2 separate regions of the Mus musculus genome follow, and region 1 is linked to region 2. Evidence: chromatin contacts called from ENCODE Hi-C data. All regions are on one chromosome and are shown on one strand. The core of a region is the stretch at or near the end of the contact, and the rest is flanking DNA. Distances in the headings are between cores, read along the strand shown.

Evidence for each region. A loop is a pair of places that touch in the nucleus more often than their neighbours do.
Region 1: a map of left cerebral cortex shows a loop between it and region 2 (2.5-fold over the local background). The contact joins the promoter of Spon1 here to the promoter of Btbd10 in region 2. A Hi-C loop is called at or near these places in 5 of 37 maps with a recorded cell type or tissue (heart and left cerebral cortex).

The regions. Positions count from the first base shown.
Region 1 is chr7:113,764,080-113,769,867 of GRCm38, reverse strand. It overlaps Spon1 (spondin 1, (f-spondin) extracellular matrix protein), which reads right to left and starts at 3,870. Exons shown (of 16, transcript NM_145584.2): 1 at 3,302-3,870. The coding sequence starts at 3,539.
Region 2 is chr7:113,365,650-113,371,012 of GRCm38, reverse strand. It overlaps Btbd10 (BTB (POZ) domain containing 10), which reads left to right and starts at 1,674. Exons shown (of 11, transcript NM_133700.2): 1 at 1,674-1,814; 2 at 2,055-2,141.

The DNA of each region.
Region 1 (5,788 bases), core at 2,621-5,120, 400 kb before region 2:
TGGGCTAGCTTTTGAAATCTCTTGAACATTCTTTTCCCATCAAGTTCCTTGAAATTTCCCCTTTAAAGAGCATCTAGAAAAAGACACTCTCGTCAGCCTGACTTTATTTTCCCAATAAACAGACCTTGCTCAGACAAAAGAGCCTCCTTGATTTTCAATCAATTCGTGAACATTTCAGCTGATTTCCTGCTATTTGGCTTGAAATTGTGATCTGGGAAAGGCTGGCTCTGTAAACTGTCGCCCTAGAAGAGAAGCCCCTGGAGTATCCTCAACTTGTTATTTTTAATCACTGTAATCGCCTTTCAAAGGAGGCTCTGGTCAGAAACAGAGCGGGCCTTTCAGAGCTTTCTAAAGCACAATTATAGCACTGGGGTGGGGGGCAGCTAGAGGAAGAGGGAGGGAGGGTAGGGAGCAGGGGTGGGAGAGAAAAGGAAGTCAGACCCGCACTAGCTAGTTGGAGAAGGCTGAATGACCGCCCCAAACTCACCCAGGCTGTGGGGAAGAAGCGCCATGATTCAATTTGTTAAAATAGGGACCTTTTTATTCAAGTCTAGAATAGCCAAAGGCAATGGGGTGGGGGGCAATGGGGCACAGATGCTATTGGATGACAGACTGAAATAAAGGGCACAGATAGGAGGGAGGAGAAGGAGTCATTGATTCCAAGGACAGTGATGGGTGATGGATGCTGAAATGGGGGGAGGGGATTAAAAAGCAAGAGGAACACCAGGGGATGTTAATGTCTAAAACCTGAGTCAAGGCACTTAGGAGAAGACACTAAATTTACTTTAATGTGATATTGTAAGGAACTATAATCTAATGGGAAATGTCACAAACTAAGCTAGTGCCTTTTCTTTATAACTCTGAAACTGCTGTGTTAATTACAGAACACCTACCCAGAAGATTTTAGCATGCCTCTCCCTAGGTCTTTATTTCAAGATATCCTGGCCATTGGAGGGAGTAAAGACGTTATCCCCACCTACAGCCTGAGCAGGTATCACCATATTTCAAAACTCAAGGGTATAGTCCAGGGCCCCGGTCTGGTCTCAGGTCATCTCTGCTAGGCCTTGGCTTTACCTAAAACTTCTGGAACTTCTCTGGACATGTGATTGTGGAATGTGCCTCCCTCCCAGCGCTGAAGTGTGTGCTCAGCCAAACAGGACTGGTATGAGAGGGGATTCCAGGATGTTCCTGCTTAGCCAAAATCAACACACACACACACACACACACACACAGAGAGAGAGAGAGAGAGAGAGAGAGAGAGAGAGAGAGAGAGAGAGAGAGAGAGAGAGAGAGCGCCCTCTTCTTGGGTTTAAATTAAGAATAGTCATAGACAAGTATGAAGAAATCACCATTCACTCATTCATTAAATAAATTCATGAGGAGCCAGAAAAGGGCAACCATTTGTTCTCTGGTAGTTGGACTGGAGGAATGTTGACAAACTTTTCAACCAGAAGAGAGCACACACTGAATGCAATGAGCGGAGACAAAAAACCCCCATTTTTAAGTCAATAAAGAAAAGTCACTCTACCTAAACTAATGAATATTTGGGAACCTGCTGTCTCTTTGACACACTCACCTTTGTATGAGAACACAGCTTTTTTTTTCCAGGCTAGGAAACAGGCTCAGGCAAATCAAATGGCTTGCACGAAGTCACACAGCTGCTAAACCCAGGCCCTCTCATTCCCAGTCATCCCTTTCCCTCTGCTTTCCCAGTTAACTCAGGACTGTGTGCAGGGGGCCCTGAGGCGTTCTTGCCTTTTGGTCTGACCTGCCCCAGGTTAGGCGAGTATCAGTTTGTCCTGCACTGCCAGGTCTGAGACTCCTTTCACCAAGCTGTGTGCTTCCTCCCTGGCTGGGAGCTTTTTTTTTTTTTTTAATCCAACATCTTTCTTCGGAAAGAAGGATCTTGTGGACTCCTTAAGGAACAAAGCCGATCCTGGTCAAGGGCTGAGGGGCTGAGGGAGTCGGTGCCTGGAGCCTGAGTGCATAGTTTGGAGTGGAGAATTACAACTCCACCAACCCGACCAGGAAAACAGAAGCCACTTTCTGGGAAGTGCAGTCGCTGGGTCTGGTACTGCCCCAAACTTTCTCCCAGTGCTCCCAACCATTTCCTCTCGCAACTCTCTGGGGGAACCAGGAAGGCAGCAGCTGGAAGCCCAGTTCTTCCGCCAAGTTCTCCAGTGATCTGCTCTTCCCCATCAGGCACCAAGCAGACTTAGGGCTCTGGAGGAGACCCTAGGTAAAATATAGTAATTTTCCCCAGGGTCCTGCCTGGGGACAGCCAGCTAATGCTTGTTTAAAAAAAAAAAAAAAAAAAGAAAGAAAGAAAGAAAGAAAGAAAAAGGAAAAGATATCTGGGGAGCCTATAGACCTACTAAGCAGGGAGTGTGAGGATGGAGGAGGAGGTGACTGGAGTCTTCAGGTGGGTGTGGGCCTAGCTGTTGGTCATGCCAGAAATCGCCCACCTGCTTGTACTGCCTTTCCCTGTGCTCTGAGCCCTACTCTCTACTGAGCTGCGTAAAGCTGGGCATCCCCAGGGCGCACAGCGTCTAGGCCGCCAGAATCAGAATCGCGTTCTGGGAATCCTGGGTCTGTTTTCTATCGTCACATTCCACCTTCCATTGAGAGACTACCCGTGTTGGGTTGTTTGTTTGTTTGTTTGTTTGTTTGTTTTTGAGGACCCTATTGCCATTGAAACCTGTCCTGGAAATCCAAGGGTCTCTGTCTTCTCCTGGGACATAAGAGAGTAATTCGGGGATCTTTCTGTGGACCCTTCAGGTTCCTCCTTCCCCTAACCTGAGACTGGTTAGGGACCCATCCAGGAAGTGAGAGTCCTGCTTGATCTAGAAGCTGGTATCTCTCCTTCGAGGATGAAAACCATGGGAAGAGATGCCCTACCTGGGACCCACCTGAGAGTACCCTCTTCCCCAGAGAGCGATAAGGAGAAATGTGTGTGTGTACTTCACTCTCGCCAACAGCTGGAGCGAAGTCGGGCTCCCTCCCAGCCAGGCTGGTGTGATGTGTGGCTCGGCTGTATTCCCCGGCTCGGGAACCCTGCGTTGGAGACCGGGGCTGTCTCTCCTGCCTGTAGCCTCCCCGACGGCCCCCTCCTCCCCCGACACTGTCTTGTTGGGTATAGTATAGAGCTGGCAGCTAAGGGGCTCAGGGCAGCCAGGTCACGGCCCCGGGCTGGGATGCGCAGACGTGGTACACTCGGGGACTGCGCTCCCGGCTCCAGCCTTGCTCGGGTCAGTGCCCTAGGGGTTCCTAGATCTCCGGTCCCCAACGCCATTCCACTCACCTCGGTAGCTGCTTCCTGGCTTATAGAAGTCAGGGTCGCCTTCCACGCGGAGGCTGAACTCCGTGTATCCCTCACGCCGTGTGCCCTGGGCGCGCAAGATGCGGCTGCAGTAGCCCTCCGACTTGGTCACTTTGTCCAGGGTCTCATCTGAGAAAGCTAGCGCTGCGGCCAGGGGCAGCGCGAGGGCCAGCAGCGCCGGACCCCGGCTAAGCCTCAGGGACACGGGAGACAGCCTCATCCTCGAGGGCCCCCCAACTTTATGCGGATGTTGCAGACCCTGTCAGGACACTCCTGCTCCAAGTGACGGGAGCTGCAGAGGCGAAACCTGGAGGAGCCCGGGTGGCGCTGGCGGTGGGGAGACCGTGCCCGCCTCGCTTTGGCGGCTGCGGAGCTGCGCTGCTCTGAGCGGAGCCGAGCAGCGGAGCTGAGGGGCGGGCGGTGGCGAAGGAGCGCGAAGAGGGAGGGCTGATTTGCGCCCGGATCCCCCAGCGCAGTGCTGTTTTGTTTCTGAGCTGGCGATTAGCGGGCGCTCTGGTGTTTGTTTTGTGAAGCTGGATTCCCAGGGTCTGGTGGGAGAGAGCCGGGATACGCAGACACGTGCTGGCTCAATCTACCCTGCCACCAACGAGGCTGCTTCCTCGGTATCCAGTTCCAGCTTGGGTCCTGTGGACCACAGTGCTCTGAGGAGGGAAAGCCTGCCAACTTAACTTTTGTTGCAAACCTACTCAGTGCCAGGCTGCGCTGCTGCAAGGTTTCCCCGCGGCGGCATCAGTCTACCACGTGCACTAGCGCCACACACCGTAATCATTTATTTATAGACAAGCAGATCCCCGCAGGCCACCTTTGCTGTGCTGGCCCGCTGCCTCTTACCAGGCCACCATATAACATATCACGCTAGAGGACCAGCAAGGAGCCCGAGACTTAGGCCCTGAGAGCAGCTGGCACAATGCCTTGGCCATAATTTTGAAGATTTTTTAAAATGTTTTTCTTTTAAAACAAGAGGAAAAGTTACTATTGAAGAAAATATTTTTTGCTACATATTAGTTTATTCAGCAGTGTATCTAAGCAATCATAAACTGTGAGGTTTTAAGAAGGAGGGGGCTTACAAAAATAAGTGTCTATTGCTTAGGAGCCTGGCCATTTTGAAATGTTCAAAGAAGGGCCTGTGTTTTCTTGGCTTAGATATTTAGTTCAGGCTCTTAGCCTCCAGGGACAGGTTTTTGGGAGAGGCCATAAGCCGGAATCTCTCTCAATGTCTCTCTGCCTCAGCCTTGTCATTTATCCATTGTGAGGTTAGGTCAGACATCCTTTCCAAGCGTGTTCCCTGCCCAGGAAGCATGGGGCAGGAGCGGGCGGCAGCTATTGAACCAGAGCTGTGTATGCCGAAATTTGGCAAAATCTCTCATGTGGAATACTTTGCCTCAGGAGACACCCTACTTGAAGATACCTGAATGCCATTGCTGCACACAAGCCTCCCCTGCCCCCAATGCCCTGAAAGGCTGCATTATTCTCCTTTATTCTTCCCAGGGCCTTGAATACTTCTCAAGTGCCTGCATCTAACAAGCAGTTTCGTCCACTTTCCAGACTCGCCTTTCCTCTTCCTCTTAGATTACAAACAGCCCAATAGAGCCATCAATACTGGAAATTCCATTCCTCACCCCATCCACTAACCACTGATCCCTCAGTCCTATGGTGTGACTTGTACTACCACCGTCAACTGGATGCTATCTTTCAGAAGTCACTGAGGAATAAGCCTTGTGGAAGGCCTTGTGTACTTCTCAGCCTTAGGAGAAAGCATGAGAACTGGACCTCAGCCTCTGATCCAACAGACCAGCTCTCTCCTATGTGCATCTTCAGATCTGGACTGTAGAGTGAGCCAGCTGACTCAGGGTTCTAGACTGACTCCATGTTTGGGTTCCCATTCCCCCCAGCAAGCTTTGTTGCATGTACCTGAATCTAGGCTCTATGCCTAGCACTAGAAGACAGGAAAAAAATTCATCCATCCATTCAACAATCCACCCATCCATCATTCATTGAATGCATCCATCTATCCAACCACCATGTCTTTCTTTCCAAATACCTTGGGTAGAGATTTGCTCCTCCACATACACCCATTCATCCATCATCCATCAACCAACCAACCATCCATCCATCCATCATCCATTCATCCATCTATCATCTATCCATCCATCATCCATCCATTCATCATCTATCCATCATCCATCCATCCATCCATCCATCATCAATCTAACCATCTATCCATCCATCCATCATCCATCCATCCAATCATCTATCCATTTATCATCAATCTAACCATCTATCCATCCATCCATCCATCCATCCAATCATCTATCCATCCATCATCAATCTAACCATCTATCCATCCATCCATCATCCATTCATCCATCCATCCATCATCAATCTAACCATCTATCCATCCATCCATCATCCATCCATCCAATCATCTATCCATCCATCATCAATCTA
Region 2 (5,363 bases), core at 425-2,924:
ATCAATTTCTGGCCTCCACAGCATGCACACATATGCAACTGCATACTCACATAACTGCCTGCCTCTGCCTCTTGAGTGCTGGGATTAAGGGCATGCACCATGGCCTGGTCAAAACCTTTCATTAGAAAAATGACAGCTTCAATTTAGACATAAGGGAATGAAGAATCCAGTTTGATCTTTACCCCCAACTTGTGCTACAGTTACTTTATTTGAGATAAATTACAGAAAACTGTATCAAGATTGGGGAGGACTTTGCTATTGTTGAGGGTTTCCTTGAGGTTTCTTTGAACATTATTCATATTCAAGCCTCATTAGCTTGCTCTTTTTACAATGTTTTTAAGATTTTCAGCAATTTCCAAGAATGTAGAATGTTGGCTATAAAAAAACGTGTACACTATGTAACAATAATCTTTGTCTTCCTTTGGTCTCTGATATTTAAGCATTTTCAGGAGGAAAGTATGCCTGCTACCAGTTTTCCACTTCAAATGATAATTTACTTAGCATAAATGTTGGTTTGAAAAACACGTGGTATCACATATGGGACCCAAGGAATTTTTTCTTACAGTAACTAGATTTTAAACAAAGTTCTTTTCACAAAACAGTTTTCTTACCAAAATACTGAAACATGTATTGGGTTTTGTTTATGCCCTTCCCTCTCTTCTCAAAATGGGGGAACTTCTACTGATCTTTAAAATTGGACTCAAATGCCACTCCCTAGTGGAGGGCTGCTTTTTGAGATGAGATCTCACGTTAGCCCAGAAACACCTGGAACTCAATCTTTCAGCTTCTGCCACCCTTCGCAATCCCAAGACCAGAGGAGCGAGCAACTGCACTGAGGGGTTCTCAACAGGATTGTCTCAGATCAGCTCCTACAGCTCACTCACTAAGGGGAGTATGTTCTGTAGCAAGCATAAAGAGGATTATCCGTTCCTCTGTGGGTCTGAGTCCCGGGAGGGGAGAGTTTTGAGCGCCGGGGAGGTGACTTCCTCACTTTTCCATCTCTTTTAGAGCCTCCCATCAGGCACACGGTGGGTTCGGTGACACCGGAGTGCTACTTTGGCGAGCTTTTGCCCGCCAGAAACTCAACCCATTCAGCTGATTCTCCGCGTCCCAGAGGTGGCGCCACCGCAGGCGTGTCAGCTGGTGCACCGGTTCCCGCCAACAACAGAGGGTTTCAAACCAAGCAGAGCGTTGCAAACCAAGCGGCGGCCGCGGGGAAGCGGCGACCTCCGGACCACCGCCTGCCAACGCCTCGTGCTGCCCGTACCAGCTCGCGGACCCCGCGGAGGAAGGCGACCCGGGCGTTCGCCCTGCTGACAGAAACGCTCTCCTAGAAGAAGACTCCCAGGCACTGCTTTTACTGGCCCGGAGACGCCGTCCGGCTTTTGCCTAACGGTGACAGGAAGCGTGGAGTGAGGGTGTGCTCAGAGGTGTGGAGGTGGCCTGAGACTGCTCTTGGCTCACCGCGCAGAGAAGCGCTCGCGGGGAAGCTACGGGACAGCACTGCCAACCGAGACCGCGGAGACACTACTCAGGCTCTCAGTGCCCCGGTGACACGCCTACTGTGGGAGGAGCTCCGTCCTTCGCGCGAGAACTCGCTTCGCCTCACCTCTTCCTAATGCGAAGTCTCGCGAGAAGCAGCTAAGGAGCCGGCCTGCAACCTGCCGGGGCGGCTCTGGTAGGCGCAGCCGGTGGAGCGGCCGCCTCACACCTAGCACCGGAGGGGTCCGGTTCAGTGGGCGGAGGGAGCGGAGCGTCGCTCTCTCTTGGAGCTCTTCCCCAAGACCCTCGGTGGACGTCTCAGGGGCCAGCAGGTTGGAGCGGGCCGGGTGCGGGCGGCTGGGTTTGTAGTGGAAGCCGAGGGCGAGGCTAGCTGCTGTGAACCGGGCTCCGGGAGGCTGGCGGCGGCTCCAGGAGCGTGGGGCGCGGTGCTCGGGGCTGCCCGCTTGAGCACCGGGTCCGGAGAGGCGGGGAAGGGAGCTGCTTTTTGGGTTAGGAGTCTGGAGGCCTTTTCCCAGGGGAAAAAAAGCTATTTTCTCACACCTCCTTTCCAGGGCAGAGTAACCCAGTGCCCCGCCCCTTTCCTGTCATCTTTGGGTCACCGCGGCGACAAACCGAAGAAGGCGCATCACAATAGGGCGGTGAGTAAGGCTCCCAGTTTGGGGATAAGGTGGTGGGGGAGTTGCCCTTTGGATGGAGGATGAGACACCTGTGATGTGCTGCTGTGTGCTTTTATTCTGTAACCGTTTCAACGAGGGTAAAGCTTGGTTTCCCACTCTAACTTGCCCAGAAAAGGTTCAGATTTATTCTCTGTGAGTCACAAGCCCTCTGACACCCCTGATTTTGGGGTATGGGCTGGAGGGGACCTGAGATTTCACTTAGTTTGTCAATGTGGGTTAGTGTGCTGTGCCTAACCTCGGTCTTTCCCGGGTTCCCATGTCTTTTTTTTTTTTTTTTTTTTTTTATCTCTTTAAAATTTTGAGTCTTAGCCTCTTATTGGTATTTGGAGTCCACGACCAGGCTATAAAAAAGTTTTCCACTTTGTGCATTTAGTATAGGAAATTATTTTATAGCCATGTAAGAGTCTGCACGCTTTTTATTTCAGCTAACAATCTGAATGAAGCAGTACAGTGTATTGATTGGCAGTTGGGTTTCTTTCTGTTCTTGCCTGCCTCCCACTCTTCTCTTGCCCCACCAGCCCAATTTGATCCAAACTTTTTAGAGAGGGGTTTAGGGATGAATTTTGAATGAAATAGACTGTAGAAATTGGATGGAAAGATAAAATAAGACATGTGAATGTAAAGACTGAACAAGTTTCTGCGCTGGAGAGTCCATCTAGAACTCAACCGTGGGCATTGAACCAAGGACTGATGCTGAATATTAAGCAGAAAGCAGTAGAAAGTACTTGGAAAATTACTAAATGGGAGGTAAAGATGAGTTAATATAGTTTTCGAGGACAGTTAATTTTGGAGATTTTAGGCTTAATCGTTTTTTCTAACACAGAGGTTAGTACTCAGCGCTTATTCTTATGGGTTGAGAAAAGGTAAGAAGGAAGCTTCAGGAACATGAGGGTGGTTAGGACCCAGAGCAACGGAGTTCAGAAAGTTCTGCGAGATGTTTTGCTTGTTAGACATTTTTTCACACTATTCAAACTTCCAGGTAGGCTTTTTACCTCCTGTATTATCCTCCCACAAGTCTGAATTTTGTTCTGTTCTTCACAAAGACTTGTGTATTTTTTTAAACATTAAATGAAATCACAAAGAACTGTGGTCTGCTTTGTGACCATTTACATTTAAATGGTCTCATGGAGTGTACAACTGAACTGGAGATACTCTGTCTCTCAGAGAGATAAGAATGAGTAAGTTTCACATGCCTTCAGGTACTAGGCAGATAATGAGCATGTCAGTGCGCTAGAGAGCTTCTCTCCTCTGAGCCGTATTCAGTCCGTCTGATTAATTGTATGAATGTGCAGTCAGTTGTCAGCCTTCTTAAAAGAATATAGGAACTCTAGAATTTTAAGTGCGACTTCCTGATATTTGAAATATTGACAAGTAAAACAAAGATACCTTCATGTGACCCAGCCAAACCCAGTTGTATTTTAACATAAAAGTATTTTAGAGCTATGTTTTATGTCTTGGTTTAGGAAGCTGTATATAGGTCAGAATTAATTTTATAACTAGAAACAAGCTTAAGTCAACTATGTCAGTTTGGAATTACAAATTTTTAGAAAGACTGTGAAAAAATGTCAGCTCTTAATAAAATAGTTTAGTGCCCTTTAAATATAGGGCTACAGATTAAACAGATAATTTCTAAAGTAGTCTCTCATTGTCTGTCTACACTTTTGTTTTTTTTGTAGTTTATTGCTGGTTTGAAATCATTAAATGGAAAAAAAAATCTATAAATAAGAAGCACATAATTTTTAAATTGCATACTATTCCAAGTTCAATGATAAAATCGTGTTTCTCACACTACCCTGCCTGGAATGTAAACCACCCCTTTCTCCAGTGAATCTGACTAGGATATGCTCCCATCCATCTGCTACTTTAGTAGTAATTTGTTTATCAGACTGACTGATAATTTTACAGTGTGGTCAAGAACCCTTATTTTATTTAATGATGGCCCACAGTACAAAAGTAGTGCTGTTACTAATTCGTCTATGTCAACAAGAAGCCATAATATGCTGCTTGTATGTGAGAAAAGTGAACATCCCTAACTTTATAGGGAAAGAAAAAAATCATGCTAAAGTTGCTAAGATGTATACTCTAGTCACAGAAATGTTTTACTAGGGTATATTACAATTTTCCTATCTTACTGTTAATTATTGTTACTGTGCCTAACCAGTAAAGTTTCCCATAGATATGTATACATGAGAATTCATTTGGTACTTGTCACAGTTGCAAGCATATACTGATAACCTTGAAATATATACTTTAAGAGGGACTATATTAACATTTTACTACGGGAATAACTGAAGAAACTTTATTGATTTGTGCTTATTATTTGATTTATAAGTATCTTAAAAGAGTATATTAGTTTATTTAGAAGGTCTTTATTACACTTGTACCTAATATGTAAAATTAAGTCCAGGATACCCTCTATAGTCCATCTCAGGATTTGAATACTTAGTATTTGCTATACCTTACCACACTGTCCCTGGGTATTGACTTTTACCAGAGGACATATGGATCCCCTGGTGCGTGGGGAGAGTGTGAAGCTTGGGAATGGGATAAAGAAAGTGTGATGTGAAACAGACATTCTTGTGGTGCCTCTTCTTTACAGAAAGCATTGATTTAAATTGTTTTTTCTAGTAAGAAGAATGGGTACTTTGATTAAACTTTGTGTCATAGTATGACTTAGTGGCATTTGTGGAATTGAACCTTGTGGATTAAAATTCATTTACGCACTAGTAGGAAGTATTTTAATCACATAATCTGCTCAAGCTCTGTTGGGCTGTGAGGAATGGGAGTTTATAGGTCACTCAAGTCCCAAGAGGTCGATCTTGCAAAGTAAGAGTCTTTATCTTAGTGGTAAAGTCATGAGAGCCAGGTAAGGAACAGTTTCAAAAAGGAAGAAGGACTAGCTAAATACTCCTTTGTTACTGTGCAGTTGTACACACTGGACTGACTTCCACAACTGAGTTTATTATAAATTATAACTGTATGAAGTCTGCAAAGGATATTGTTTTTTAAGTCATGACTTTGGGGGGTGGGTCATATACTAGATTTTCTTATGTTTAATCCAGTCTTTTTAAGTTCAGCAAGGCTAATATCTCTTCATCAGTTCCCTGCTTCTCTCTAGAGCAAGAGGTGAAAAGAGAAGATGTGTTACATTTATAAAATACTCCTATCTGAGAGTTTTAAAAC